Regions from separate parts of the Homo sapiens genome. Here region 2 is linked to region 1. The links are chromatin loops, found by intact Hi-C in ENCODE. Cell type or tissue: heart right ventricle. All regions are shown on one strand. Each heading gives the region's core, and the rest is flanking DNA. Links, peaks and the distances in the headings are about the cores only.

What was found. Peaks named below come from ENCODE experiments on the same cell type or tissue, not always from the same donor. Only the 100,000 strongest peaks of a DNase experiment are listed, where the experiment ranks them.
Region 2: it touches region 1 in a loop (2.3-fold over the local background); 19 of 110 quality-filtered maps call a loop at or near these places.

What each region holds. Positions count from the first base shown.
Region 1 is chr11:19,746,863-19,761,511 of GRCh38, forward strand. The region is part of intron 1 of NAV2 (neuron navigator 2); the gene reads left to right. MIR4694 (microRNA 4694) reads right to left here and starts at 13,221; the gene lies at 13,142-13,221. RefSeq lists enhancers at 555-1,056, 10,153-10,705. In heart right ventricle, for the core only: no CTCF peak of the experiment used is centred there; a DNase peak (open chromatin) is centred at 10,249; H3K27ac peaks cover 2,188 bases.
Region 2 is chr11:19,302,572-19,318,272 of GRCh38, forward strand. CSRP3-AS1 (CSRP3 and E2F8 antisense RNA 1) reads left to right here. Exons shown (of 6, transcript NR_183675.1): 5 at 5,619-5,790; 6 at 8,061-10,687. Among named protein-coding and RNA genes, the nearest start is that of E2F8, 69 kb to the left of the region's middle. In heart right ventricle, for the core only: a CTCF peak has its summit at 8,952 (motif pointing right); a DNase peak (open chromatin) is centred at 8,960; H3K27me3 peaks cover 782 bases.

The DNA.
Region 1 (14,649 bases), core at 6,650-14,649:
TGTCTACCTTTTATTGAACACTCTTTTTTTAATTTTATTATTACTATACTTTAAATTTTAGGGTACATGTGCACAACGTGCAGGTTAGTTACATATGTATACATGTGCCATGTTGGTGTGCTGCACCCATTAACTCATCATTTAGCATTAGGTATATCTCCTAATATCTATCCCTCTCCCCTCCCCCCACCCCACAACAGTCCCCAGTGTGTGACATTCCCCTTCCTGTGTCCATGTGTTCTCATTGTTCAATTCCCACCTATGAGTGAGAACATGCGGTATTTGGTTTTTTGTCCTTGCGATAGTTTGCTGAGAATGATGGTTTCCAGTTTCATCCATGTCCCTATAAAGGACACGAACTCATCATTTTTTATGGCTGCATAGTATTCCATGGTGTATATGTGCCACATTTTCTTAATCCAGTCTATCATTGTTGGACATTTATGTTGTGAACACTCATTATGTCTCAAGTACTTTCTCACCACTCATTATTTTACCTCCTAATAACACTATTAGGAGGAGTAGGAATAATTATACCTAATATATAGCTGTGAAACCTGAGGCTTAGAGAGGTTGAATCAGTAGTTTGAAGTCACACAGCAGATATAGGAGTCAAATTCATTACACATTGTCAACACTGACTATGCCATTCTCACACAGGACAGTAGTCAGAAAGGGCTGAATGAAGCATATCGCCAAGCAACCAGGAGTGGAAGGGATCTAGGACTAGGGCTGAGTCTCAATGCTTGGACCACTCAGCATTCAATTTGCCCTTGCAGGGGAGGCAAATCTGCTTTTGTCCCATTCCTGGCGTCCTCTGCTCCCCCTGACTATCTTTAGGCAGTAGCATTGATCTGGTTTCAAGCTATTTTGGTTTTTCAAACTAAAAACTAAGCTGAGTTGGGCTACACTATTTACTTAATGCTTTCCCTTGGCAGTTATTTCCCTTCCAGGAAAGAGCTACTGTGTGTCATTTTCTCTCCTGACAGTGATCCCTTCTGGAAACCAGGAGCTTCCGGCCCAGGTAGAGACCTGGAAGACTTGGCCAGGCTGCTAGGCCTCTGTCTGCTGCCCCTGGGGAGCCTGCTAACCAAGTAGGGAGATGGTTTGCAGCCCAGGAAACCCTGAGCACATGGGCAGTTGAGCATGGCATTAGTGGGATATGCTGGGCATGTAGTGAGACCTTGTCCAGGCTTTGTGGGGAAGGCTCTGATGTCAAACGAGGCAGCTCTGAGGCTGTGGGCAGTGCTGACCAGTGGACTGGTGGAGGCAGAGAGATTGGATTTCCTTCAAAGCAAGTCACAGTCAATTCTCCCAGCTTGTTCAGAGGCCCTTATAGATGCCTGCATGTGCCCTGGGATTTTCACATCCCAGGAGACAGTGAGGCAGACCTGTTTACCCACATTTTACAAATTAGGTAACCAAGGATTGCAGAGTTCAATTAAGCCACTCTTATTTATCAAGCATCTTACTGTGATGTGAAGGCACAAGAGACCTGGACCCCACCTCCAAGGAGTATGAGAGAGGGAAAAAGAAATGTAGCCAGGCCACTGGAAGTGTCACAATCTAGGCTGGATTTGAATCCTCCCTCTGCTACTTCTCACTATTTAATCTTTTTTGAATCTCATTTTCCTTACCTGTAAACTAGTTATAATACATACACCACAAACTCCTCAGGGACAAGGGCCAGGCTTGTCTTGTTCTCCACCTAATCCCTGGCGCCTAGCATGGTGCCTGGCACAGAGTAAGGAATGCATATCTGTTAAATGAATGAGTAGACATTGTCATGAGTATTAAATGTAATGATGTGGGTAAAATGCTTACTTAAAGGTTCATGGGAAGCACTCAATGAATGGTAGTGTTAATACTCTGTTAGGAACGGGGCAGGGAAGGTGCAGGCACCTCACTTCACAGAGAGGTGCAGACCAAAGAGAAACAGGCTTGCAAGACAATGAGCATATCCCTCAGCCAGGTTTCCAAAACAGATGATGCTGCTGAAAGGTAAAGATGTGAGTGACCATGATTAAAGATATTGACAGGCAGAGATAGGGAAGAACTTGCCCAAACCACAAGGCTGGTGACTGGCAAAAGCCAGGGTTAAAACTTGGAGCTTCTAACTCTCAGTTTGTGTTGTTTCTGGGCCATTCAGAGGTCTTCTTGTACCCTTTAAAGTTTTACCAGCAGATTGTTTAAGCATCCTCTGTATGAAGCTCTTAGAATTTCAAATGGACTCTTATTTTTAGAAGCAGCATCCCACTGAGCATTTGACAGTGATCGATTCATTTCCCAGTTTGTTTTTTAATAAGCTTAAAGGTTACTGTTGATAACTGTTTATAGACAGTTAATGTGGTACTTGCAGTTCCTGATTTCTTAGGCCTGGGACTCACTGCGCCTTCAAGATGCTGAAACCAAGCAAGGTGTGAGGAGTAGGTGGGGGCATCTCCCTCCCAGATTTTCCTCACCTCTTCAAGGCTGTCATTCACAACTCCAGTCACTGGCTGCTGCAACGTTGTTCCCAATTTGACTAAAATGTCGTTATTTTTTATGATGACTTTATTCTTTCCATCATAAGCTGGATGATTAGGAGCTAGAGGCAGCCAGTAATTAAGCTCACCTGTCAGAGTTTAGATTCAGTCAGAATGAAACACATCCTTTAACTTCCCCTTTCATTTCCCTGGATGTCAAGACGTCTGAATTAAGCTCCTTATGGGAACAATATCTGACCCAAAAATGTTAGGACAGGGATTACCGAGATGGAAATTCGGTTACGTTACCTACTTGTCATGACTTAGAAGGGCTGTGAATTCTCAGGCTGCTTGAGAAAACTACTCATTTGTGAGGAGAATTGAGTTCCAAACCATAATAGCTAGTGGAAGCAATTTCTGGGATCACAGCATTCAGACTTGATATTCATTTGTCCCCTTGAGAAGGAATTCAGGCTAGAGACTTTCACGAATAAAAGTGCAAAGTCCACAAAATCTCCTGGTGCCGTTTGTCATCTGCGGAGAGGCCTGCCTCACGTCTATGGCTTTGAGGGAGCAGAGCATTCAGATACTTTGTTTCTGCTGGTGGGCCATTTGAGCCAATGGCTAGATGAAGCTTTGTTCTTGACTCTTGAAAATTATACTCTGATGTACTTCAAAGGGATTCTAATGAGGACATTGGAAGCACAAAGAATTCAGCTTTGCAAAGTCAGTTCTCAATTCCATAAAGTTCGGCATTACTTGATTTCTCTAACGAACCTCTTCGCTCTCCCTTGCCTGTGTCTGGGTGAGGATTGTCTTAGAGGACATTGATCATTTTCACCTTCATTTTCCATTTTTGCTTCTGGTATGCTCATCTCACCCCCAGTTTTATCAACAGCTCCTCTGCATTCTTTTCTCTCTTCACATGCAAGGTTTGGCAGAAATGGCCTTCGTTTCTAAAATGTTGATTAAAGACATTTTCTGAAAATCTATCAGTCCCAAACCTTCTCACTTATACACATCTTTTTCTCTCACAACTGCCATGTGTCTCATTTTCTCCCCAGGTATTTTTCTGTCGTTCCCTTGACCTTTCAAACAATGCTTTGGCCGTTGCCAGTAAAGAACTCACTCAGGCTTGCTGTCCTAGACTCTGAACACATCTGCCACCTCTGTCCAGGTAGTTTTAATATTAGTGAGATATGGCTAACTCTATCCCACCTTCCTGCTGCCTTGGGAGCCCTCACCCACTCTGTTAATGCTGCTTCCAGAGCATTCCCCAAAGTAGGAAGTTATAGAATGTCCCGTGTGGAAGGGGCTTTATACTGAGTTCTATCTCTCACTTCAGATAGAGTAACTGAAGACCAGAGAGGGAAAACAACTTGCACAGTCACAAAAGGAGGCAGAGACAGAGTCAGAATAGGGTCCCAGGCTCCTCTTGGCCCTTTCCCTTTGAGAATTCATTTCTATACACAAATGCCACACAGGAATTCAGGATCCTTATTGAGTCGGCATTGCTGCTCTCATTTGTGGAGCATTAGCTATATACTATACACTGTGCTAAGTGCTTTTTATGTATGCTTCATCTGATTCCCACCAGGTACTCTATAAGATGAAATCCATTTTGCAGATGAAGACACTGAGGCAATGGTATGCTGAGGCTGGCTGGTACTATCTCTTGAGAGCCAGTTGTGTGCATCTCTTCCCAATTTCACATTCAGTGACATCATGTTGCTAGCTAAAAATAGACTATAGCAAGAGTATTTACACCATGGAAATTGGCAAATGCTACAAATCAGAGCATTTCTTTATCCCCTTTCCTCCCAAAGAAGATCCAGTTTCCCAGCGCACCACTTAGCTTACATATTAGCTAAGCAGCTTACCCAAGGGCACACAGCAGGGAGGTGACAGAGCTGGGACTTTTATCCAGGGCTCTGACTTCGGAGTCTGAGCTCTTAACCAATACTCATACTGCTAGTCAACAAGGACAGGTTTTCAGTGACTCATTTACTCTTAGACTGGAGATGATGAGTAGGAGAAAGCAGCTGCCAGGGGTCTGGTACATAGGATGGTAGCAAGGTGTGGGGTACCCATATCTATAGAGACCGTACCCCGCCAGCTAGAGAAGGATGCCCCCAGAAGTTTTCCCAGATCTCACTCCACACCAACCACATCAGCTTCCTTACTGTTTTCCAAGTTTTTCAAGCATGCTCCCAACTCAGGGCCGTTATTGTTGTTCCTGCTGTCTTAAATGCTTTTCCACCGATAAACACGAGCTTGCTCCTTTACTTCTTTAGTATGTGTGCTCTTTCTTGACCAACCCATCTAAACTAGCACCCCAATATTCTCTACTCTCTTCCTTTATTTTCATAGCATGTATCACTACCTGTTTTCAAAGCACGTATTTGCTTTTTGTCCTTCTCTTTCAGTGGAATGCAAGCCCTGTGAAGGTTGGAGCTGTCCCTGTTCACTGTTGTAGCTTCAGAGTAGAGAGCAGAGAGGGATTAGATAGGAAAATAAGTGAATCTCAGCTGTATTCTACTCCACATGCCACCTTTCTTAGACTTGACCCAGGTGGTCAACTACTAGCTCACACATTCACCAGTAAAGGCAAAGGGCTTTCTCCTTGGTTCTGTGATCTCGTAGGATCTTCAAAGTCTAAAACCATCTTCTTTCCACCTTGGAGCCTCTTCTTTCATGTTCTCACCGTCCCTCTGAAAATAGGCCAACAGTCATATTTGTTGGTGCTGATTTGCAGACAGATAATAGATCAAACATTTTCAGAAGGAACCTTTGGCCCCAAGAACTAATTACATCCCCATCTTGGAAGGTGACTGTCCCTGTGTCATTTAAACTGTGTAAGAGAATGGTGGAGGCTGAGTGTGACCTTTGGCAAAGCCCACACGAGGGTACTCAGGGAACAGCCAGCAATGGGAGAAGCTGCAGTGAGCCCTGGCCTGGGTACCTGTGCACTTATTTTCACCTGGAGGGCCACACTGATGTTGTTTCCTGCATTTCTTGGGTCATGTCCAGCAGTAAATGCATAATCACTCTTACATACCCATGCACATATACATACACTCAACTTCCTTTCTCATTTCAAAAATCTTATAGAAAATGTCAACCATAGGGATGGGAAAAGGATGATTAATAATCACCTGCAATCCCACCCCTGAGATAAAAATTGTGAATATTTTGATCAATTTCCTTTTAGTCATTTTTTTCCTACTAATTAACATCTGTATATTTTGTGACCCATATTTTTAAAAACTTAGTACATCATGAACACCTTTTCATGTCATTAAGGATTTTTATACACAGTCACTTTTAGTAGCCAGAAAGTAGTTGTATGAAGGTACCATGATTTGTATAACTCATTCCTGACCATTGGACAGGAATGTTGTTTCCAGTTGTATATTATCACAGATAATACTATGAGGGGATTTCTCATTGGTAAGTATTAGACAAACAGTGGTTATTCTCATGGTTATTCACTTCAATCATTGTAAACTCAATGCCATGGACTGAATTGTGTTCCCCCAAATTCATATGTTGAAGCCTTAATCCCCAATCTGATGGTATTTGGAGGTGGGGCCTTTGGGAGGTAACGAGGTTGAGATGAGGTCATGAGGCTGAAGCTCCCATGATGGCATTATTGCTCTTATAAGGAGATGAAGGTATTAGACTCATTCTTTCCACCATGTGAAAATAAAGTGAGAAGACAACTGCCTGTGAATCAGGAGGAACACCGTTACCAAGAACCTAACCATGCTGGCACCAGATCTCAGACTTCCAGCCTCCAGAACTGAGAAATGAATGTTTCTTGTTTAGGCCACCCAGTCTACGGTATTCTGTTATAGCAGTCCAAGCTGAGTAAGACACTCCCCACTTCATGAGTCCTTCACTTGTACTTATTAGAATGGTACCTTCATCTTGACCATGATTTTGCCTCTAGGCCTTTGCATATTCTGTTCCCTCTGTTTGGATAGCCCTTCCCCCTCAAGCCTCTTTATCTTATTTCCACAGATTTTTTCTTACCACCCCCACCCAAGCATACATTTTTTTATATTTTGATATCTCTGAAATGGGGATGAATTGAAGGGTCATTATGCATATTTGTGGTAGTAAGTCATAGACTGGAGACATAGAATTCCTCTTCATTGTCTAAGGCTCAGCCCAGGCAGTTCCTCTTTGGGTTTAGGCTCTCTTCTCTGGGTTGCAGTAACCTCCAGGCTACTCTGTCATTGCATTAGTCAGACTATACTGTATTTGTCTGCTCATTGGTCTCCCCCTGCACGAGGACCTCCTTGAGAACAGCAAATGTGTCTTTCATTCCTTTGTCCCCTGCTCCCAGTAGCCCAGGCTCCAGGACAGTTGCTGAAGTCAGAACAGGTGGGGGTGGACCCAGCCCCTGATTATCTTCTGCCCTCTCCACTAATAGGCAAATTGAATTATTTCCTCATTCCAGGCCCATGGAGAGCTCCTTTAAGGAGCCCTTGGCGGGTGGGGCAAAGCATCTCACCTGTCCCAGCTTTGAGGTTAATGCCCATTTTAGGCCATGATTGGTGTATTTATTTGCTCAGAGGGAGGGTGGGGAGAAAGCTTGGTGGGTGGAGGTTTTGGTAATTCATGCCCGCATGACTATAAGAGAGCTTCCAGGAAACCACGTTACCAGCATAGCAATTGTTTTCACTGCATTTCAGAATGACATTCAAGAGTCAACAGAAATGCTTGAATTTCAACTTTACAAAAGGGCTTGCTAGAGATATCGCCTTTCCCCTCTGTCCCTTTTGCTTAGTCCAGGATACAATGACCATGAAAAAAGTTGGCCATTTGAGCTTTTCAATGCCCTTCCTCCCAACTTTTCCCCTTTCCCTACCTCTTTCTGGGCCTTTCTCTTTTTTCTGAGTTGATATTCCCTTATCTTCCTCTGCATGACTTTTAACTTTGCTTTTTATTAATTAACTCCAGAAGGAATAAGGTGCCTGTTACATGGGAACACACTGCACAAAGTTGGGAGAAGGGAAGATCATCCTTTCTGGCTGGGAAGGTGGGTAAAGGCTTCGTGCAGGAGGCAGCTGATTCTTGAAGGCTGGGTAGGATTCAAACAGATGAAGAAGTGGTGAAGGAAGAGGATAAGTCATTCCAAGCCTAGGCAGGAGCAAGGCATGGTCAGGAAGGTGAGGGCTGAGGCTGAAGCAAACATTTATTTATAATGTTTACAGACTACCTGCAGTAAGCTGGCAACTTTCTTAAGTGAGTAAACCAGATGTCACTCAGGTCCCTGGTTCTCCAGCTCATGTGTCTGCATGGGCTTTCTTCATTTTTACCCCATGACAACAACCCAGACTCTAAACTCAATACATTTACAAGTTTGAACCAAAGGAATCCATGATTATAAAAATATTGGTACCCAATTTAGATTTGACTGGTTATTTTGTAGAGGACATGGAGGATTGAGCTCATCTTGTATACTTCACTGCAAGCAACTGAAAATATCCATTAGAGGTTTCTGTTTTCTCAGAGAACTCCCCTTAGCCTACCGTGGTATGGAGGAGTGTTGCTGTCTCCTTCCCTCGCTTACTTCCTTGCTGGCCCTTTTCTCTCCTGGATTCTTTCCTGTGAACTCTGCATTCCTCACCCTTTGTTAGCCAACTCTTGCCACCGTCACCCACAACTTGCAAACTACAGATCCATTGTGTTAATCGACAGGATCAATGATCCAGATCATTGTGTCCAGATCATGGCCCTTGGGATCCACTCTTCTGCAAGAGGTTGATTTAGCTGTACTTTCCAAACAAATGCAATGTCTTCCCCAAGAAAATTCTGATGGCGAATGTAGTCTCCCTGTTGTTACGTGTACATTTTCACATTCAACTCACCACAACAGTCCTTCTAATATCTTCATTTTACAGAGTAGACAACTAAAAATAAGAGAATTGGCTTGCCCAATGTCACACAGCAGCCAAAATGGTGGAGGTGAAATCTGAACTCTGTCATTCTATTTTTTTAAAATGTGTAAGAGCTACATCCCATGCATGGACTGTGAGGAAGGTGACTTTGATGGAAGAAAGGCTAGACATGTAGGTTGTGACCTGTATTTGTTTCCTATGGCTACCATAAGAAAATACCATGAACTGGTGGCTTAAACCAACAGAAATTTATTATCTCACAGCTCTAGAGGCTGATGAAAGTCCAAAATCTGGTTGTTGGCAGGATTGGTTCCTTCTAGAGCCTCTGGGGAAGGACTCGCTCTATGCTTCTCTCTTAGCTTCTAAGGTCGCTGGCAATTCTTGGCATTCCTTGGTTTGTAGATGCATCACTCCAGTCTTTGGCTTCATCTTTACATGGTGTTCTTCTCTTCGTGTCTCCTGTATCTTCACATAGCCTTGTTATAAGGACACCAGTCTTTGGCTTTGCAACCCAATGTTGTGCTAAACTCCTATTATTCTCAGTAGGGAAGGCACCAGGTTCTAGAGGCCAAAGAAGAGACCCAGAGCCAGCAAATACGATATGGAGTTTTATTAGGGACTTACCTACAGGGCAGAGAATCTGGTGGCAGCAGTCTGGACAGGACAACCACCTTACATATAGAAATGGTCCAGCGGCAGCAGGCTGGACAAGATAACTGCACAGCCTAGTGGTGGCTGGCTGGGCAGGAAAATCACAACTGCTTTCAAAAAGACTGTAGTTTCTACATCACTTAACAGCCTCCCCTTAATGACCTCCACGTGGCAACTTTCATTTAACCTAGAGCTCAGAGCCTCAATCTCCTGTACAGCTCTTGTTCTATGGGACGGGATGGGGGCTCAGATGTTCCTCATGGGCAAGGAATGAATCTGTGGGTTGGTTACGTCTGGATTCCCTGGCTCAGAACGCACATTCAGGTGTTTCTGCCAGACAAGGTCATTCTAAGGGTATGCTTAAATTATTGCTATAAGGGGCACTTACCCTACACCCACCCTAATCCAGGATAAACTCATTTTAACTAATTAAATCTGTAAAGATCATAGTTTCAAATTAGGTCATATTCTGAGGTTCCAGGAGGACATGAATTTTTGGCAAGACATTATTCAGACCAGTACAGGACCAGTTCATGAAGAGTCTAGAAGGTATTACCAAGAAATTTGGACTGCGCGCAAGGGGCAGTCATGAAGGGTGACTGAGGGAAAGAATAACCAGAGTCAACCTGAAACCCCCAGGAATCTGATTGGCTCCGTGTTCTTTCTTTCTCACCCAGCTCCCTATGCCTTGTTGCTTTATTAAGGAATTAAACAGGGTGGGCGTCCATCAGCAGATGAGTGTTTTTTGAGAGTGGCAGCCTTTTCTTCTTTTTGGAAACTTTGCATTTGCCTCTGTTGTGCCTTGGACTAATCAGTATGCCGCGTGAAACTATTTAAAGCCTGATGCATTAGTCACAACAAATCTGCTCCTGCTGGGAGTTAAAAAGGCTGATCAGGGCGCCAGTTTCTTTTTGGTGAGCACAGTTTGTTTTTCCCGTTACTTCATTTGCATCCAGCCCCTTGGATTTCTCGGACTTCACGCACAGAGCCCCTTTCCTGAATTGCCCCTGGTACAGAGAGAGCTGCCAAGGCCTGGTCAGGCCACCTTTGAAAACCTTTCTGAGGACAGAGGCTGAGACAAGGCCAGGGACCAAAACAGGAGGGGCTGCTGGGCTGGACTGAGCTGGGCTGGGCTGGGCTGATCCACGGGGAAGACCCTGATGCCCAGAGAACACACTGTGCCAGCTGGAAACTGTTGATAAAGCCTGTGGTGACCACTTCAGCGCCCTGCTCTGACCTTTTCCCATCTAATGTGGGGCTATTTTAATGTTGTTTTGAAGCTGAGAGAGCACCAGAACCTTGGGCCTGCTCTCCTGGTGGAAACCACAGGCTTCATCTGCCTTTGTGGTGTTGCCAAACCCTTGACTGTCCTATAAGGGAGCGGGCTTGAGAGTAACACAGTTGGCCTCAACGCGTGTGTGGAGGCCTAGGGCTCCTGTTTATTTTTAGCAGGAGTACTCAAGCAGCATGGCAGAGTTTCTCCATACTGCCTCATAAGGTGTCCTCAGATTCTGGGGCTGCAGGTTGCACAAGAGAGCAACCCTGGGGTGGTGACAAGAAGAGAGTTTGAATTTCTGAATTAAAGGCTTTTGCTCCTCTGCCTCGGGTTAACTGTGTGACCTTAGGCAAGTTGCTTGACCTCTCTGAACACCAGTTTTATCAGCTATAAAGTAGAGTGGGTAATTCCTCTTTATCGTAAGATTCAGCAGCATGAACTAAGAGGATTTCTGGGAAAGTGCTTCATAGGCTGCATGGTGTGTGATGGGAAGGTATAAGGGACATGAATAGCCCTGTATCTGGTGCACAGTAACAGCTTACACTTATTGAGGGTATGGTATGTGCTATACATTGTTCTGGGTACTTTTCATGGATTGTCCTATTTAATCTGCACAAAAGCCCTAAGAGATACTGTTATAATCTCTATTTTACAGATGAGGAAACTGTGGCTTAGAGAATTTATTTGCTGAAGATCAAACAGCTAATTAATTGCCAAAGCCAAATTCAGACTCTGCAGCCTGCAGTCTTACCCCCAGTCTCTTGGTGCTGCCTCTCTCAGTGTCATCATTATCATTACCATCATCATTGCCCAGTTATTGGAACCTGGTCTTCGACAAACCCCAAAAATATTATACATTGTCTCTAATCCTCACAGCAGCATCATAATATTAACTCATTGTAATATTTACATTGTGGTGTAAATATTATCCCCTCCACTTCATAGATGAGGAATGTTGAGAATAAAGGGTTTTGTTCACTCCGTTTATTGAGCACCTACATCTCTATTTGAGGCACTGGGACACAAGAATGAACAAAACAGGAGGGTCCTGCCCTCATAGAAAGTATATTTTAGTGTGAAGGAACCAGGTGATGTAATACCTAAGCACAGTAATTTCAAGTAATACTAAAGGCAGTGAAGAAAATAATGTAATGTGACAAGTGATGGGTCAGGGAAGGCCTCTCTGAGGAGGGACTGTGTGAGATGAGGCTTGAGTGGTAAAAAAGAGCCGCATAAAATGTATGGGCAGTAGAGAGGGGCTGAAGGAGCTGGAGCTGGCGAAGGGTGGTGGTGGACCAGAGGAGCAGGAAGCAGCGACTGTGATTGCAAGTGGGGTGACTTCGTTATAAGAGGCAGTGCGGGGGACCAGGAATCCATCCCCACCAATGTATGGAAGGAGACATGATGGCCAAGGACAGGCCCAGGTGACTCAGGGAAGGGTGAGCTGAGCTGGTGGGCAGCCCCAGTGGTGGGTGAACTGAGCAGGTTGCAGGGGAGCGGGGTTCAGGCTTGGGGCCCTGTGGAGCCCTCTGCTATTTTGCTGCAGTGCAGTCAACTGACCTGGGGGATTGTGGGTTCCCTCCACGCCAGCTCGGGCTGGTTGTGGTGCTGGTGCATGGGGGATTGATGAAGCTGGCAATCGCCTTGTGACTAGACCCAGCTGGCTGCCAGAAAGGGAGCCAAAACCTCACCAGGGAGGCAGAGCAACTGCTTCTGCCCTTTTCCACAACCCCCAGGAGGTCATTGATCTTAATTAATTATCCCCCCTGAGGATTGTGGAGGAACCCTCCTGTCTACAGAGAATTACTGGTGGATATTCTAAAGAACCGAATAAGATCCCCACCACCAACTTCTGTCTTGAGAGAAAGAAGGTGCTTCTGTGCAATTGATCAGAATGAAATCATAGAACTTTGGATCTGAAAGACACTTTTTTTTTTTTTTTTTTTTTTTTTTGAGATGGAATCTTGCTCTGTCAGTGGCACAATCTCAGCTCACTGCAAGCTCCGCCTCCCGGGTCCACGCCATTCTCCTGTCTCAGCCTCCCCAGCAGCTGGGACAACAGGGGCACGCCGCCATGCCCGGCTAATTTTTTTGTATTTTTAGTAGAGACGGGGTTTCACCGTGTTAGCCAGGATGGTCTCGATCTGCTGACCTCGTGATCCGCCTGCCTCTGCCTCCCAAAGTGCTGGGATTACAGGCGTGAGCCACCGTGCCTGGCAAGGATCTGAAAGACACTTTAATGATAATCTTGTCTAACACACCCTAACTTTTAAGAAGAAACTATGGCTCAGGTATTGTTTGAATTTAGTGTTAGGAAAAATAGTCGGTGAAAGTCTTTCTGGGAAAAAAACAAAAACCAAACAAATGCACTTTTCCTGTCTTAGTAAACAGAATAAATCGATTGCTTGGTCAAAGAGAGGCCAGGAACAACATGGAGCGGGGCCTCTGGTGCTGGGTACTCCTGGGGTTGGCTCCCACATCAGGTACTACTTACTAGCTATGTTTTCTTGGGCAAATTGCTTTAAGTCTCTAATTTCTCAGTTTCCTGTTTGTAAAATATAAATAATAATGATATCCACCTCATGGGGTTTTTTAATGTGAACTGAAAAAATAATATATACAAAGTGCTCATCACATCCTGAAGGATCATTATTCAATGAATGATTGCTGCTGTTGCCGTTTGAGGCGCAGGTGCAGAAGACACAGATGAGTGGTGTTGTGGAGCATGTGGAAATGCTGGGGGTGGGGGGTAAGGTGGTCTACAAATGGCACTGCCGTTATCTTGAGCTCAGCCCTCCATAGCATCCTTCAAAGCTGATTTTTTTCTTTTTGTAAATTTCCAAATACATAGGTGTTATCCTGTCCATTTGACTCTATTTTCTGAGAGAGGCAAATGGATAGGATAACACCTATGTATTTGAAAAAGAAAAATACTCCCAGTTAAGTGAGAGTTCCAGCAGATGAATTAGGGTTTAAAACAGAACTGTATCCTCATTTCATTTCAAGGGTGGCCCAGCATATCTGCTAGTGTGAGCTTTGGCATTGCTCCTCTGAGAGGCAGGCTGGAGAATGAGACCCTCTGTCTAACCCAGCCATTCTAGGACCCTGTCCTTTACCCCATTCTCAGGCCCACTCCCAACCCAACTCCAGGGCAATCCAGTAGGTTTATAAGATGACAATTGATCTTATCATCCTACCAGCATCATATTATGGTTTAGCTGAAATAATACTGGACAGTGATTCTGTTATTAGTTATTTCCCTCCTGGCTTCAGGGGAGAATGCAGGCATGTTGCAGGAAAACAGAAGAACCATGCACACCAACCATCGACTCACAAGCTCTGAGAAGAGACCATTTGCTGGTGACGAAGCACTGACTTGCCCCTTTGCTGGGCTTTTCAGGGGCTTGGCTGGGTCTTACTATGCCAGGCTTCTTTCCCCTCTGTAGAATGGAGTCCCTATCTTCATGTTATGCAAACGGCACCTTTTCAAAATAAACTTTAGAGGAGTAAGAGAGAAGAATCTAGTGCCCTTTCTGAGAAGGAATTTAGCTAGGAGAACCAAATGTTGTCCCATACACTGGGTTAAAAAGAACCAGTTATGAACTACAAATGCAGTTGACTTTGGCCCTGAGCTCTATAGGGAAAAGTAGGGAGAAAAAATAGTAACGAATCAGCAGCACAAGCAATATTTGCTTGTGAGTTCTTCCAGTCATGGGCGTGAATGAGTAATTCTGTCCTGGGATCCTATTGCCTTTGCTTTGTGCCCCAAGGTATAGAGTTTGGAAAAATACCAGTGCTGGTGGTTCTTCTGTTTCGGGGAATAAAGAAAAGGAATACCCCATTGGGAGTGCTGTTCTTTGAAAACTGCAGCTTACCTGAGCCCTTTGTTGAGATGGAGGCCAGAATGAGTCTGAAACAGCTGGTGGGGAATCCAACCACAGGGATCACTCAGACCAGGACAACACTGAAGTCAAGTTTGCTATGGATGTCCAGAATGCCAAAAGAGAGGGCAGTCTGGAGGCCTTTTTTCTTGGGGGAGTTATTCACTCATTTATCTTCTTTTTATTAAGTACCTACCATGTACCAGGCACTGTTCTAAGCAGTGTGGTGCAAGAATGGCAAAATTTCTATTCTATGGAATTTACATTCTTATGGAGAGATGTAGACAAAACACGAGTAAACAAATACAAAAATAAGTTTATTTCAGTGAGCGACAAGTACTATGAAGAAAGTAAAGTTGAATGATATGCTCAGGAGTGACAGGGGCAACTTTGGATGAGGGGCTCAAGGAAGACCACTCTGAGGCAGCAGCATGAAAACTGAACAATCCACCAGGTAAAGACCAGAG
Region 2 (15,701 bases), core at 5,077-13,076, 450 kb before region 1:
CATGCTATAAACAGGTGTGCTGTCATCTAGACTTTGTTATTTCATTTATAGAGCACAGGCAGAGTAGATTGAGCATAATTTTTAAGTGCCCTAGGATTTTTGGAGTGGTAAATGAGCATTAAAGTCACCAGCCTCATTAGCCTCTCAAAAGAGAATCAGCCTGTCCTTTGAAGCATTGAAGCCAGGCATTGACTTCTCTCTAGCTATGAAAGTCCTAGATGGCATCTTCTTCTAACTGAAGGCTATTTAGTCTACACTGAAAATCTGTTGTTTAGTGTATTCACCTTCATCAAACATTTTAGCTACATCTTCTAGATATCTTGCTGCAGCTTCTCCATCAGCACTTGCTGCTTCACCTTGCACTTTTATGTTACGGAGATGGCTTCATTCCCTAAACGCCATGAACCAATCTCTGCTAGTTTCAAACTTTTCCTGTGCAGCTTCCTCACCTCACTTAGTCTTCATAGAATTGGAGAATTAGAGCCTTGCTCTGGATTAGGCTTTCGCCTAAGAAACTGTTGTGATTGGTTTATCTTTCCAGACCACTAGAACGTTCTCCATATCACAAAAGGCTGTTTCACTTTCTTATCATTCATGTATTCACTGGAGTAGCACTTGAAATTTCCTTCAAGAACTTTCCCTTTGCATTCACAACTTGGCTGTTTGGTTCAGGGGGCCTAGCTTTTGGCATATCTCAGATTTTGACAGGTCTTCTTCACTAAGCTTAATCATTTCTAGCTTAAAGGGAGAGATGTGTGACTTTTCCTTTTACTTGCCACTTAGAGGCTATTGTGGAGTTATTAATTGGGCTACGTTCAATATTGTTGTGTCTCAGGAAATAGAGAAGCCTGAGGAGACGGAGAGAGATGGGGGAACAGCTGGTTGGTGGAGCAGTCAGCACACACACAACGTTTATTGATTATCTTCACATTTTTGTATGGGTGCGGTTGTGGTGCCCTGAAACAAATACAATAGCAACATCAAAGGTCACTGATCACAGACTACCATAACAGGTATAATAGCAATGAAGAACTTTGAAATATTGCAAGGATTACCAAAATGTGACACAGAGACATGAAGTAAGCACACGCTGTTGGAAAAATGGTACCAATAGGCTTGCTTGATGCAAGGTTGCCACAAACCTTCAATTTGTAAAATATGCGATAACTGCAAAGTACAATAAAATGTAGCACAATAAAACAAGATATGCCCATAGTTAAGTTCTACAAATAACTATTCAGCAGTATCTACTAAATCTGGCTGTATACCTGCCCCGTGATCCTATTCCTATAAATATCCAAAAGAAATGTGTGCTTTCTTCGATGGCAGGATAAGTGCAAGAATTTTCCTAGCAGCACTAGTTGTAATAGTTCCAAACTGGAAACTCCCCAGAGTCCATCCAGTAAAATGATGGATAAATGTCAAAAATATTATGCTGTGTGAGAGAGGCCATATTCGAAAGAATATATCTATTCAAGAGCAGGTAAAATTCATTAACGTCAAAAGAATCAGAATAGCAGCCACTCTTACAGGAGGTATTGACTGGGAGGGGGCATTAAAGAACCTTCTGGGGTTCGGGAAATGCTTTATCTCTTGACTTGGGTGGTAGTTTCCCAGAAGTAAACACTTGTAAACAGTCTTTGATATATACTTAAGATATGGGCACTTTACTATATATCTGTGTGTTAGTCCATTTTTGCATCACTCTAAAGGAACACCTGAGATTGGGTAATTTATAAAGAAAAGAGGTTTAATTGGCTCACGGTTCTATAGGCTATACAGGAAGCATGGTGCTGGCATCTGCTTCTGGGAAGGCCTCAGGAAGCTGACAGTCATGGGAGAAGGTGAAGGGGGAGCAGGCACATCACATGGCCAGAGAGGGAACGAGAGAGAGAGAGAGAGAGAAGGGGGAGGTCCCAGGCTCTTTTAAACAACCAGATATCGTGTGAACTAACTGAGCGAGAACTCACTCATCACCAAGGGGATGGTGCTGAGCCGTTCATGAGGGATCTGCCCCCACGATGTAATCATCTCCCACCAGGCCCCCACTCCAATATTGGGGGTTATATTTCAACATGAGATTCAAAGGGGACAAACATCCAAACCATAGCAGTAAGTCAAACCTCAATAAAAAGTAAATTACGATAAAAAGAAGAATGAATTATGATTATTGTCCCCAAGAAGTTTATAGCCTTCTAGTAGGGGTGATTGACATTGAGAACACAGAAGTGTAGTTGAGAAAAGTAACTGCTCATTAAAACATGCATAAAGCATCATGTCATGTGACTCAAAGGTTGGAGCAACTGATTCTGCCTCTAAAAAAGAAAGAAATTCTTATTTATTAAGTCTCTAGTATGTGCCAGGTGCTTTAAATTACCTCATACTCTTCTTACAGTATATGAAAAGAAATTTGACTGGGCTTTTGAGTGATACTTTTGAGTATGGCAACGTAATGAAAATAATTGTATCAGAATTGTGGAACCATTTATGATAAAACCCTTTCATAACTGTGATTTGCTTCTGGAGGCTGCTTCAACAAATTATCATGAACTTGGTGGCTTAATGCAAGAGAAATTTATTCTCTCAGGGTTCTGGAGGCCAGACTTCCAAACTCCAGCAGGTCTAATCTTTGCCTTTGTTGTCATTTTGCCTCCTCTGTGTGTCCCGTATTCTATGTATCTGTCTTATAAGGATTCTTGTGATGGCATTTAGGGCCTACCCAGATAATCTAGAATTATCTCCTCATCTCAAGGTCCTTAACTTAATCACACGTGCAAGGACCCTTTCCCCAAATAAGCTAATGAGCACAGATTCTAGGGATTTGCGGTAGATATTGGTCTACCATGGATGGTTTAATAGATTAATAATATGAGCATGTTTATTTTAAAATGAGTAAGTGTTTGCCAGGCAAAGAGGGAAGGGAAGCCTCTTACAGAGAAGAATTCCTGAAATGTGTTCCATGAGGATTATAAGATATTTCACTGCATACTTGCTCCTGGCCTCAAACCCCTTATTTATAGGAGTAACGTGGTCATGCATGCATGCAGGCACACATGTAGATTTGGTTTCAGCTGAATTTTGGACTAGTCTTCAATTTCCTGGAGCTCTCCTGAAGCCACCTTGTAGCCCACCATTTTCCCATTTTCTTTTCTTTGTTTTGAGACGGAGTCTCTCTCTTTCGCCCAGGCTGGAGTGCAGTGGCGTGATCTCGGCTCACTGCAAGCTCCGCCTCCTGGGTTCATGCCATTCTCCTGCCTCAGCCTCCTGAGTAGCTGGTTCTACAGGTGCCTGCCACCACGCCCGGCTAATTTTTTGTATTTTTAGTAGAGACGGGGTTTCACTGTGTTAGCCAGGATGGTCTTGATCTCCTGACCTTGTGATCCGCCCGTCTCAGCCTCCCAAAGTGCTGAGATTACAGGTGTGAGCCACCGCGCCCGGCCAGCAGCCCACCATTTTCAAACCACAATGTGCCTCTCCAAAGGAAATGGGTTTTGAACTATTAATGTGTGTCCTGGACCTTGTTTAGCTACAATCTCTTTTCAAACAAAAGCACATTATGTACAACTGATAGAAGGGCAGCTGCCTTGGCTAAAGCCTGAAGTGCCATTCCTCTCTCTTAATGTCCTGGTCCCTTCTCCAAAGTGCCCATTTGAAAAACCATTATTGTCTTAGATCAGGGGTTGGCAAACGTTTCCAGTAATGAGCCAGATAGTAAATATTTAGGGCTTTCCAGTTCATATAGTCTCTGTTGCAACTATTCAAGTCTGCTGTTGTAGTACAAAAAGCAGCTATAAACAATACAAAAATGAATGGCATGGCTGAGTTCCAGTAAAACTTTATGGATAGTGAACTTTGAATTTCACATACATTTTACATCATGAATTTTTTTTTAAATGTTTTCAACCATTTAAAGATGTAAAACTTATTCTTAGCTTGAGGGCTGTACAAAAACAGACAGTGGGCTGGATTCAGTCTGCAGACTATAGTTTGCCAGTTCCTCTCTTGGGTAACAGCATCTGACTTGTGGAACTTTTAAGATTCAAAATCTCAGCACTTCAGCATTGGAAAGGGCCTCAAAGGCTACTAGTCCTTAATTCCCACCATAACATCCGATTCCTATGCAGTGCTTCCGATATTGTCATCCAATGCCTCCTTGGTTGCCTACAGCTGCAGGGAACACCACGTCCTGAGCCAGCTCCCCCCAGGCTGTGCCGATTGCTAGAGTTCTTCCCATGCAGAGCGGCACCTGTCTCCACTGACAGCGTCTACAGGATACAGTCAGAACGGTGAAGCACAATATTAACACATCAGGTTAATTTCATGCTCTACTTGTCCTAGGCTGATATTAACGAAAATTAAATTTTGTGCTAATCAGCCTTAGCGTTCAGCATGCATGACACAAATTTGTGATTTCTGGCAAGGGTGGTTAAATCATATTTATGCTATTTGTGTGGTGCCCGAATAACAGGGAAATACTATTACCAACAATTAAACTTCCAGGTTGACAGATGTCCCCTTGAGCAGACATAGCTGAGTGCAAATGGAGATTTTTTTCTTAGCAAGTTGAAGGCAGAAAGGACATAAACCAGGGAGCTGCAGTTAATTTTCAATTTCCTCCTTCCCTTTGGATGGCTAATTTTGAATGTTTGACCAATGCAAATGACTTTACCCTGTGCCCTGCTTCTGTTTCCTCCTTTTTTCTAGCTTTGAAAAGTAAAATTTCTACAAACAAGAAGGAATATTTTCTTCTTTCCAGGAATCTCTGGGATACCTAAATAGCATTCTTCCTAGTTGCAGGTAGCTTATTGTGTGAGGGCAGTTGACTAGGAATTTAAAGAAGGGTGGTACTCCCTAGTGATTTGCAGAGCGGGAAAAATAAGAGTTGGAAGGGTGAAACTAGTCTGACTCCACGTGTATTTTCCTCTGCAAGAGAGAGATGCTTGCCCTACCTTGTGGTCACAGCATCTTGCGTTTTCTCTGTGCTTTCCTTGTGATTAGTCAGTTGCTCGCAGATGGGCTGTGTAAATGCAGTCCCATAGGTTTTATTTCCTGGAGAAGGGAAGAGCCACTCAGTCCCCCGGCTCCAGATGGATCTCTCTCCACGGTCCCCCATGCTTCATCTTCATCCACAAGGAGGCACCAGGGGAACTGAAAGTCTGTAGGATCTTGGGCACATATTTTATCTAAGACCCACCGAGTATCCTCAGAGTCAGGCTCTTGTGGGGATCTTCCGCTCTGAAGAGGATTGTGTTCTTCTGTTTACTAGGCTTCAGGATCAGTTCTGGGCATAGGGACAAGTAAGGCCTTACATGTCTTCTGTCTGTAGGGTGACCAACTGTCCCAATTTGCTTGGAACTGAGGGATTTTCTGGGATGTGGGACTTTGAGTGCTGAAATAGAAACAGTCGCAGGCTGAGTGAGACTGTTAGTAAACCTACCTGTAAGGACTGATGGGACAAGACAGGTGGTCCTAGGCCATGGCCTGGTAAGTTGCTAATGGTCCCCTAGGATATTTTGGTGATTGCTTCCAGATTTTGGTGAATCCACCTCATGAGTCTCTCAGAGCCCAGATCTGTTCCTTTCTTCTTAATTATCCGTGTGCCTAATTCTCTCGCACAGGAGCTGAAGAATTCACATTTGGGCTGATGGGCCTGGGGTAGGGATGACCAACAGACCACATGCTTCTTGTCTCTTCTACTCCCTGATCCTCTGATAGACAGGGCTAAGTGATCATCCACTCCTTCCACCCTCCAGCCTCCGAGTGGGCCACTTTTCAAGCATGGAATTCCAGGTGGGTGCTTCCAATAAGTTGGCACAATAGATAATACTTACTTGCTGTCAGGCTCAGACATTGCTCCAGAAGCAGATATGATCCAAGGGACCATTGCAGATAGAAACCCATGTGCAGAAAGTAAGGCTTAGCCAATGAAGTACCTCAGGCATCAGGCCAGGCAGAGAGCCTGAGGACTGCAGAATCCAGGAGCTATACACATAGGATAAGGCCAGCTGAATCTGGATTGGCCCAGGACAGAGCCTGGTTTCCAGGAGGCTATTCATATTGGATGCTGGCCCTGCACAAAGAGGACATGTAAGCTGGCTTCAAGGTGCTTAGTCAGGCGGGACATCTGGTACTAACTAGATTTGAGCTATGCCCTTTCTTTCTGAGTTGCCCTGGCTAAGCATCCAGCCAAGGGGCAGCCAAACAAGCCCCTCTGCCCACTCCTCACTCTTCCTACTCTCACCTGAGTGGGTCCAGTCTCATGACAACAAAGGAATGATGCTCACATGCATAGGATGCTACTGTGGGTATGTCCAGGTCTGGAGTGTGGGGGTGAGTCAGCCAGCTGAGACTGGTAAGGCAACACTGGTTGCTAAAACAGTAAAGTGCTGTAACTTCTGTTGGTTAAAGAGCCAGTGCCCTGAGCCCCTGGAGGTCCCCACCCCTCCCACTCCACCTATTGCCTTGGCCACCTGCCCTTTCATTCCAAGACTTGCTCTTCACCATCCAGCAATTGAAGGGGTCATGCCTGGCACAGAGGCATCTCCAGGACTCCTCTGTTGGTTCTGATTTAGAGTATCGGCACTTTCCAGTATGGTGTGCTGTTCCTAAAGCCCTGGCTGTAACTTCTCCTTGTTTCTCCTATCCAGGAAGGCACATCAGAATGCCTGTGATAAATATTAAGTATTTCATGTTTGTATATAGAGCCATTTTTACATTTGCCCCTTTATTAGTAGTAGCAAATAATAATATGAACTGACACATTTGTAATGTTTTAGACACTTAACATGTGTTAACTTGTTTAATCCTCATAGCAGCCCTGTGAGCTAAGTACTATTATTATACTCATTTTACAGATGAGGAGACTGAGTTATGGAGAACTTATCTAATTATGTAATTAGCCTAAGCTAACACTGCAAGTTAGCAATAAGTAGAAGTCTCCCAGGGCCCTCCCATGCCCTCACAAAGCACGAAAAGCAATAGAATGTGGTCTTGTGGATTAGGAAACGGAGACTCAGCAGGCCATGGGTCAAGGTGACTAGAGCAGCCCTTCGTGTGAACTAATGCCTGGAGACCAGACAGTCCAGGACAGCTCTGTGAATGACAAGGGGACAGGTGATGATCAAGAACAGATTCCCCCTCCCTCCTCCATGCCTTGGCAACCTCAAACAGAATAAAACAAAATGACCACCACAAGAGAGGAGAGATAGTGAAACACCGGACTGAATAATATCGTATTAAATTGTCTGAGATTAGATTTCTCCCTGCTGTTATACAAAAATACAGGTTACATTTCTTGCAACCATTTCTACTTAACTTTCCTTTCTCTGCTGGGTTCTGGGAGGGAAACTTCAGTCAGACTTGTCACATGCCCAGGCTTTACCCAGGAAGTGAGCCTCAGTCTCATCTGCTCTCAAATGCCTAACTTATCCTGCCCCGGGGCCTGGCTGGACCAGGGGTTGGGGGAGTGAACAGTGTGCAGGCCTCCTCCTCAGGGGCCTCCCTGCATTGGAGATCATTGATTTGCTTGTTCCTCCTCCTCTCGCAACAGCACCTGCAGTTCTTATTTCGTGGGGAGTGGTAAGGAGTGGTTCAGACTGGTCACGGTTTCTTCCAGGTCTGTTGTTTACAGCATCAACTTCATCCCCAGGCTGCTTGCAGGACTCAGGCAACTGAAGCTCAAAAGCCCAGGTCTTGTAGCTCAAGAGTCTGGAAAGGTTTGCAACCTTAAATTCCAAGGGTTTGGCTGTACAGCTCTCCTCTGTTCTGCTGTAATCACCCAATCAGGAGGCAACAGGTGCTTCATGGTCCAGTTTAGCAGCTTTAAGAGATACTGGAGGAAAATACATCACTTAATATCATCCAAGTACGCACCTATTTGCCATTCCTAGGTGACTCAGCCTGGGCAATATTCCCGCCTACCAGCAATCTTTTCAGCTCCCTCAGTAAAATACCAACACACCCTGTGGCTCAGTGATGCATTGAAGTCCCAATTTAGTGATACCTTATTTACAGATTTTCTAAATAAAATTGCTAATACAGTCAACCCTTCATATTCACAGGTTCTGCACCCTCGGATTCAACCAACCAAGGATTGAAACTATTTGAAGGAAAAGAACAATAATAATACAAATAAAAGCCAATAACAATATAACAACTATTTATGTAGCATTTACATTGTATTAGATATTATAAATAATCTAGAGATGATTTAACGCACATGAGAGCATATGCATAGGTTATATGCAAATAGTATGTCATTTTATATAAGGGAGTTGAGCATCCACAGATTTGGGTTTCTGCAGGGAGCCCTGGAATCCTGTGGATACCGAGGGACGATTGTACATTTTGAGAACCGAAGCCCGGTGCTACCCTGTTGCAGCGATGAAGTATCCAGGTCACCTGGAGAAAGCTGACATAAGAGCAGGCACACAGCAGGAAGCTTTGATCCTCATCTTCTCTCTGGCTGCAGCCCTCAGCTCTTGTGCACCAACTCTGACCAATGACTAGGACTGGCTGCTCGGAGTACAGCTGTATTGAGAAAGATTCTGAGGCTGGGTCTGCATTCAGCAGGAAAAAAAATGAAGTAATTGTTTGGTAATGCCTGACATAGGCCTAAGAATGGGGGAAACGGTAACCCTCCTGCCAGGTTTTGTAGAATTTTCTCTAATTCATTTTCTTTAGAGATACGGTAAGGACCCGCCCCCACCCAAATGGGTAAAAGGCAAAGCCTGGTTTCCATTTTTTTGTAAAGCCTCAGATCACAGGGGCACCTGAGCCATTAGTGTCCCAATGGCAGGGCAAGGCAGGCATGTCTATAAATCTCCAGTTTTTTGTTTGCTTATTTTCTTCTTTAAACTGCTTACAATTTCTCCTCTTTCATCCTCATTTCCACAGGAGGTGTAACACTATGGACGAGTGGGCAACTGGCTCTTCAGGCTTGGAACCAAGAGGGGGCAGCAGAGAGCAGAGAAGAATTGGTTGGCTTGGGCTGACCCAGACCTAGGAAAACTTCCAATCTTCTTCTTCTTCCCTCAAAACCGAATCCTTGTGGACTCACTCTTGAGACTATTGTCCACACAAGTGGTGTGGTCCAAGGCCACAGCAAGAAAGGTCTGAGGGAGTTCTTTGGGGTTCAGGTGGAGAAAAGCCTGTGCTGGATGCCAGGCTGCTCTGAGAACAGGAAGGAAGATAATAATGTTAACAGCAACAGTTACAATTACCCAGCCCCTGTAGGGTGCCAGGCCCTCTGCCAAGGTGCTTTCTTTTCATTCTCTCAAAGACTACTTGAGGTGGGGAAACCCCCAGTTTACAGATGAGAAAACAGGGTCCCAGAGTGGTTAAATACCTTGCCCATGATCACGTGACTAAGGGAGGGCCAAGCCACATTTTAGACTCTTGCCTGTCCTGCCCTCTGTGTTATGGTGCCCTTCCAGGAAGGAGGCAGAAAGGTGCACCTGGAGTTAGAATATCCTTGGGGAGTGTCCCGGACCCAAGGGAAGGCAAACGGTCCTTCTGGTACAGACTGCTGTCTCCTGATGGCCACGGGTCTCCTGACAGATTTAGCCAATTCACTGGCTCACAGGTCCATGCACCATCCTCAGCAGAGCCGGGGTAAGGTAGCTGGGCTCGAACAGCCCCAGAAAAAGGCAAAAAGAAAGATAACAGAAACTTGTATGGAACTTTCAAGTACTCACTGTGGAAGTCATTGATTTATCTGCCTACTGTGAGAGTTATGTCACGTTGGAAGGTCACATTAGAACGCCCCTCACCTCCTGCAGCCTCAGCTCCACCCTGGGCTCAGAGATCAATCCTTGCCTTATTTAGGGAAGCACATCCAAGCATATTTGAAACTTTTGGGATGGGCTTGGGGATACTGGCACCAGGGACATCTTGCTGTCAGTACTGTCCTGATTCTGAGAACTCCACTAACGCCACATTCCTCAATCCAAGCCTGGATCTGGGACTCAGGCTGCTGCCTCACTAAATGCCTTATCTTTTGGGTCACTGCAGACCAGGGCCCTGCCTTCTTTAGCCAATGTCTGTTTCCCTCATCTGGCAGTAGGACATCAGTCTACCAAAAGAGTCACATGTTCATATCCCAGCTTAGGTCCAAGTTGTGAACCAACTTCATTTCTTAATGTAATCACTTTTTTGGTATTGCTTTTTTTCTCTAAAAAGTATGTATATTTTCTGATCCTACATGTAATATTTTCTGGGCCAGTTGCAGTGGCACACACCTGAGCTACTCAAGGAAGCTGAGGCGGGAGGATCCCTTGAGCCCAGGAGTTTGAGGTTACAGTGAACTATGATTGCGTCACTGTACTCCAGCCTAGACAGCTAGCAAGACCCCATCTCTTAAAAAAAATTGTTAGAAAATACTTTAAAGCATCAAGGAGAAAAAAATTTCTCCTATCTTTCTGGATACATTTTTCTCAACTGCGCTTATTACTATCTAACACCGTCCTTTACTTAGGTTTTCATTGTTTGTCTCCTTCTCTAGAATGGGAGCTTGACAACATGAGGGATTTCATGTTTTGTTCACTGCAAGTTCCTTAATTCCCAGAACAATACCTGGCACATTTACAGAATGAATGAATTAATTCATAATGCCATGACATCAGATATAATTTTATTTAATATTATAGAGGGAACATTTTTCAATGTCAATAAAATTTTTTCAAAAGCATCATTTTAAATGGCTGATAATAATCTAGGGTATGGACATCTAAGCATGTGTTAAGTATGCCTGCAGTTTTGGATACTGAAAGATTACACAGATTAATTTGATTCCCCATTTATCAAGCTACAGCAGGGCCAGGCTCACTTTGTTGTTTGGTTTCTTAGTTTCTTGTTCCTGGTCGAATGAACAGATGAGACTGGTGAATTATGGAGAATTTCTGTCACTGCCCTCTCTAGCCTTGGCATAGCACTGTGGCTCCTCTCTCCAAATTTCTAGGTGATCCAGCCGGCTGGGCTCTATGTACTGAAGCATAGGCTGCCCAGCGTAAGCAGAATTGCTAACAGGATACTATTATGGTACCCACCTGTGTGGCCTTGTGGGGGTGGGGGAACTTACCTTTGTTCCTGTCCTCCTCTAGAAAATCAGTTACATTTCTCTTGCCTCCCTCCCAAGGATGATTTCCAGGGAAGCAAATTAAAAAGCGGTGAAAAGCCTTTAACAATTACTCAGAAATCTATCATTTCATCCTCTTTCACCTCCAGTTCAAGTTTAAGAACAGTCCTTTCAAAAAGAAAAAATTAAGCACTAAAGTCAGAAACATTTTCTTTGAGACGGAGTCTCGCTCTGTCGCCCAGGCTGGAGTGCAGTGGCGGGATCTCGGCTCACTGCAAGCTCCGCCTCCCGGGTTCACGCCATTCTCCTGCCTCAGCCTCCCAAGTAGCTGGGACTACAGGCGCCCGCCACTACGCCCGGCTAATTTTTTGTATTTTTAGTAGAGACGGGGTTTCACCGTTTTAGCCGGGATGGTCTCGATCTCCTGACCTCGTGATCCGCCCGCCTCGGCCTCAGAAACATTTTCAATCAGGCTCAAAGAATGCAGGAACTGTGGGGCCAGGTTTCATATAAAATGCGTTTTAGAGTTCACTTGGTGAGATATTCCCCTCAAAGAGCACAGGGACTTGATTCCCCAGCACTCTCCTGCCTCTGGATCTTTGCTCAAGCTGTTGTCTCTGTCTGGAGTGCCCTTCACCTCCATGTCTGCTTGTTGAAGATTTGCTGCCTCTAGGACACCTCTTCCAAGAAGCTTTCTGGAACCTTCTCCAAGTCGGAATTATGGTTTTTCTCAGGCATTGCACATGGCTTGTGCCATTCACTGCTGACTGCTTTGCATTAGGGTTCTTTTGGTCTTAGAGCCCTGTAGCTGATTTATTAAAGGTGTGGGCTGCCTAGGATGGTGGTTTCCTGCCATGGCTTCACATTAGAACCACCTGGGGAGCCTTGACTCACCTGGCCAAGTGGAAACCAGCATCAGTATATTTCGAGAGCTCCTCAGGTGGTTCTAATGTGCAACCAGGAATAAGAGCCTTGCACTGAGACCTCCTCCCATCTCATGCATGGAATTTTTCTTGCATCTGTTCTTCCAGCTCACAGGCCCCTTCCCCTCACGACATGGAAAGAGAGATGAGTTTCCACTAAGACAAGACCTTAGCTCTGACTTGATGTCTTAAGCAGGAGATGTAAAACCTAACTCACAGTGTCCGCGGGGTCCTGAATTTCTGTTCCACCCCTTTCAGCCAACTGGCAGCTTGGACTGGAGTTAGCGACAGATGTCTTCTGAGCAGGACTTACAGGTAAGCATATGAGTCCACAAGCTGGCCAGAGAGCCAAGAAGCATCTTGAATCTAAAAGGCTTAGGGCTCAAGCTTGCATATGGGCCCTAGGAGATGAATATATTCAGCTGTTATGGGCTCAGCAAGATCCTTCTCCTAGGAATTCGGGGTCATTATATCACTTTATATCAACAACAAATCTTTCGGCTTCTGCAGCAAATGGGCATCTCTGTGTCTGTTGTAGGCTTGCTTAGTCCTAGGTCCTTGTTGAAGAAGTCACAGAACTTGGACCAGGGGGTATTTTGAGCATATCATTTCTCAGTTATTACCTACTGTGGCTTCCTACTGCTTGAGTCTAAGACCCTAAACCCTGCTTGAACCTGGCATTGAAGACCTCCTACAAATCTTGTCCAGGCCTCCTCAACCTATCTTGTCCCGGCCTAAAATGATTATTGGAGATCTCTTAGCCTTATTGTTACCTAGGGGCCTTTTGGGGAGGGTAGATGTTGGTGGAAACATCCCTGATATTTTATGCCAAATATGTATGCATTCCTTTCCCCAAGGAACACAAATCTGTAACTTTCAAGTTACCAGAGGGATTCATAATCCCCCAACCTGGAGGTTAAAGAATCCCTGGTATTCTACAAGTCCTTTGTTTTACAGAGGAAGAAAATGAAGCCTGGAAAGGCAGTGACTTGCCCAAGGTCACACAGAGTGGGTCTATAGCTGTAGGCCTGCAGGTATCCAGTTGCCCCCACCAAGCACCCCTGCATCTGTCCCTGAAGTTCTCAGCTTCCTCAGTGATGTCTGCAGGCTGATCATCAGAGTAGTGTGCTGCTGGGTCAGGGCCAGCAGGAGCCTCCACAGGCCTCGGGCCTCTGTGGCCTAGCCTGGATGACACAGGCTGTTCTGGCATCTTCTCTCACCCGGTCCTTCTTGGGTCCCTGGGCATTTGTTTATGCAGTGGTCCATCTAAGTGGGACAATTTCCTCCAAGGAGACCCTTCTGGTCCAACTGTGGCATGGGTCTCATGCATGCATTTTCCTATCCTTTTTTTTTTTTTTAATAGGAGAAAAGGCATACAAATTTATTTAACATGTGTACATGGGAGACCTCACAATGAAGACCCCGTGCATGTATTTTCTAACACACTGTTTACCTTCTCTGTCCTTTGGCCTGTAATTCACCTTAATTTGGGAGGTCAGATAGGGCTTTCAGGTATTTTTTATTTTTTAATTAAATACTTTTTTTCTTAGTGTTTTGGACTTTATTAGATTACCATCTTTTGATCACTAGGGAACTTAAAAACTTGATGTTTCATTCCATTTGCAACTCCAGTATCCACCAATGATAGTTACATTACAGACAGGAACACCAGGTCATAAAGTCCTGGTAATTGTCTTTGCTATACTATTTTGACGGTTAAATAATATAAGGCATACTAATGTGATAAATGGGCACCAACTGAATGTAACACTTTACTGTTGGTGTTATTGTGGTGGGTTTAGTTCCTGCAGAGATTTTGCAAACTCCTTGAGGTCAGGAATTATGCCTTAAACTCTCATTGCCCCACTGCAAGCAGCACAACGCTGGGCATTTCAAAGCTTTCCATAAATCACCGTGTGCTGATCTTAAACAGGCTTTACGCCAGGTAAAGACTGGGGAGGAGATGCCTGGGAGAAAACTGTTCAGGGAAAGATTTCAGCTGGTCGAACCCGGTGTTGTGTCTGCTCCAAAAAGAGTGTGAAAGAGCAACTTGTTGGCAAGCGGCCTTCCTTTGTGAGTAGCAGAGCTCATTTTTTCTCAGTCCCAGAGGCAAAATCAGACTTGGCTTAAGGCCGTGCTGCTGGGCTGTGGCTGTGTGTGATCTGAGGAGAGTGGGAAGCCAAAGTCCCAGCCAGGGCTGGCCCTCTGTGGCCACCAGCAGCCACTGGCTGTGCCTCTACTGTGATCCCCAGCATGGAGCCTTTGAACGGACCCTGTTATGTGGCATATACAGTGGATGAGGCTAGAAGCCTGGACATCTAGTGATTTCTGACCTTGAGCCTGAGACCTAGGAGGCCTTCTCTGTAGAGTCCAGAGGTAGGACCTGTGGCCAGTGGCACCGACTCCTCACCTGCACCCGGGACCAGGACCAGACTCCTTAGCTGTGCATTCAACATTCTAAAACGTGCTTCTCTTTGGTCTCCTCTCTCTGGCCCATCTCCCCTGGGAGATGGGCACTGGGAAGACCCTACATTTACACCACATCCCTACCACTTCTGTGCCCTGCAACCCTCCTCACCATTTCCTGCTCCTTTTTGGAGACATTCTTCTCACTCTTCTCTGGGCCAAATCCACCCTCCTCTTCTAGTTCTTCCTACCAACTCTCTTACAAGCCTGACAGTTGTAAAGCAGGCCTGCGGGGAAGGTGAAGGTGAATTTGAGGCTAAACCTCTCTGTCATGATCATGGATTTTGGTGTCAGACACACTTGGGATCAAAATCCAGTTCTGCCACTCACTGCTGAGAGACCTGGGGCAGGAACTTCATCTTCTGTAGACTCAGTTTAATCTGTAAAATGGTGGTAATAGCTGTCCCATGGTATTGTGGAGAGAATTAAGAGATGCTGAATATAAATAATATCTCAGGCCCATAGCCAGTCCCTAGTAAATGGAAGCCATTCTAACGCCAAGCCTTCAGATCATAGGTGCTTCTCAAATGTCCACATGGCCGGGCCCCCAATCTGCTCAGGACACCCAAGGGTGAAGCATGTTATTGGCTTCCCAGGGTTTCCTAGTACTATATCATGGAGGCATCTGGGGATTGTGGTGTGATGCTTAGCCAAGAGGCTGCCCTCTGCACCCCCACTTCAGGGAGGCGAGGAAGGGGAGCAGTGTGTGTGTGTGGCAGAGATGGCATTGATTGAGAACTGGCAGACCTGGCTTCCCTGCCAGCGCTGCCATGTTCCAGTGTCTAACCTATAGATGTTGGCTGAATGAGAGGAAATTACATACTCTGTGAGCCTCAGTTCTCTGATCTACACGATGGGGGAATAGTACCTTTTGGGGTTGGTGTGGACACTATATGAAGGAGCTGGAATACTGCAGCTATTTGGAGCCATATTCTAGAACCAAACTGCCTGGGTTCACATCCTAGCTCTGCCACTTACTGGCTCTGCAGTTTTGAACAATTACATCACCTTTTAGTTTGACTTACTCTTATAAAAAGTAAGGACAATGTTAACGTCTATCTGACAGTGCTGTCAAATATGTTTTCATATATGAAATACTTAAAACATTGTTTGGCAGTAGGTAAGTACTTGATAAATATTATCTTCTCTTTTATGATGATGAGAGTGCCTGTTACAGTGCCTGGCATGTCTTAGGGTGCCCAGTAATGAATTTCCTGTCATTCTTCTGCCTGAATCTA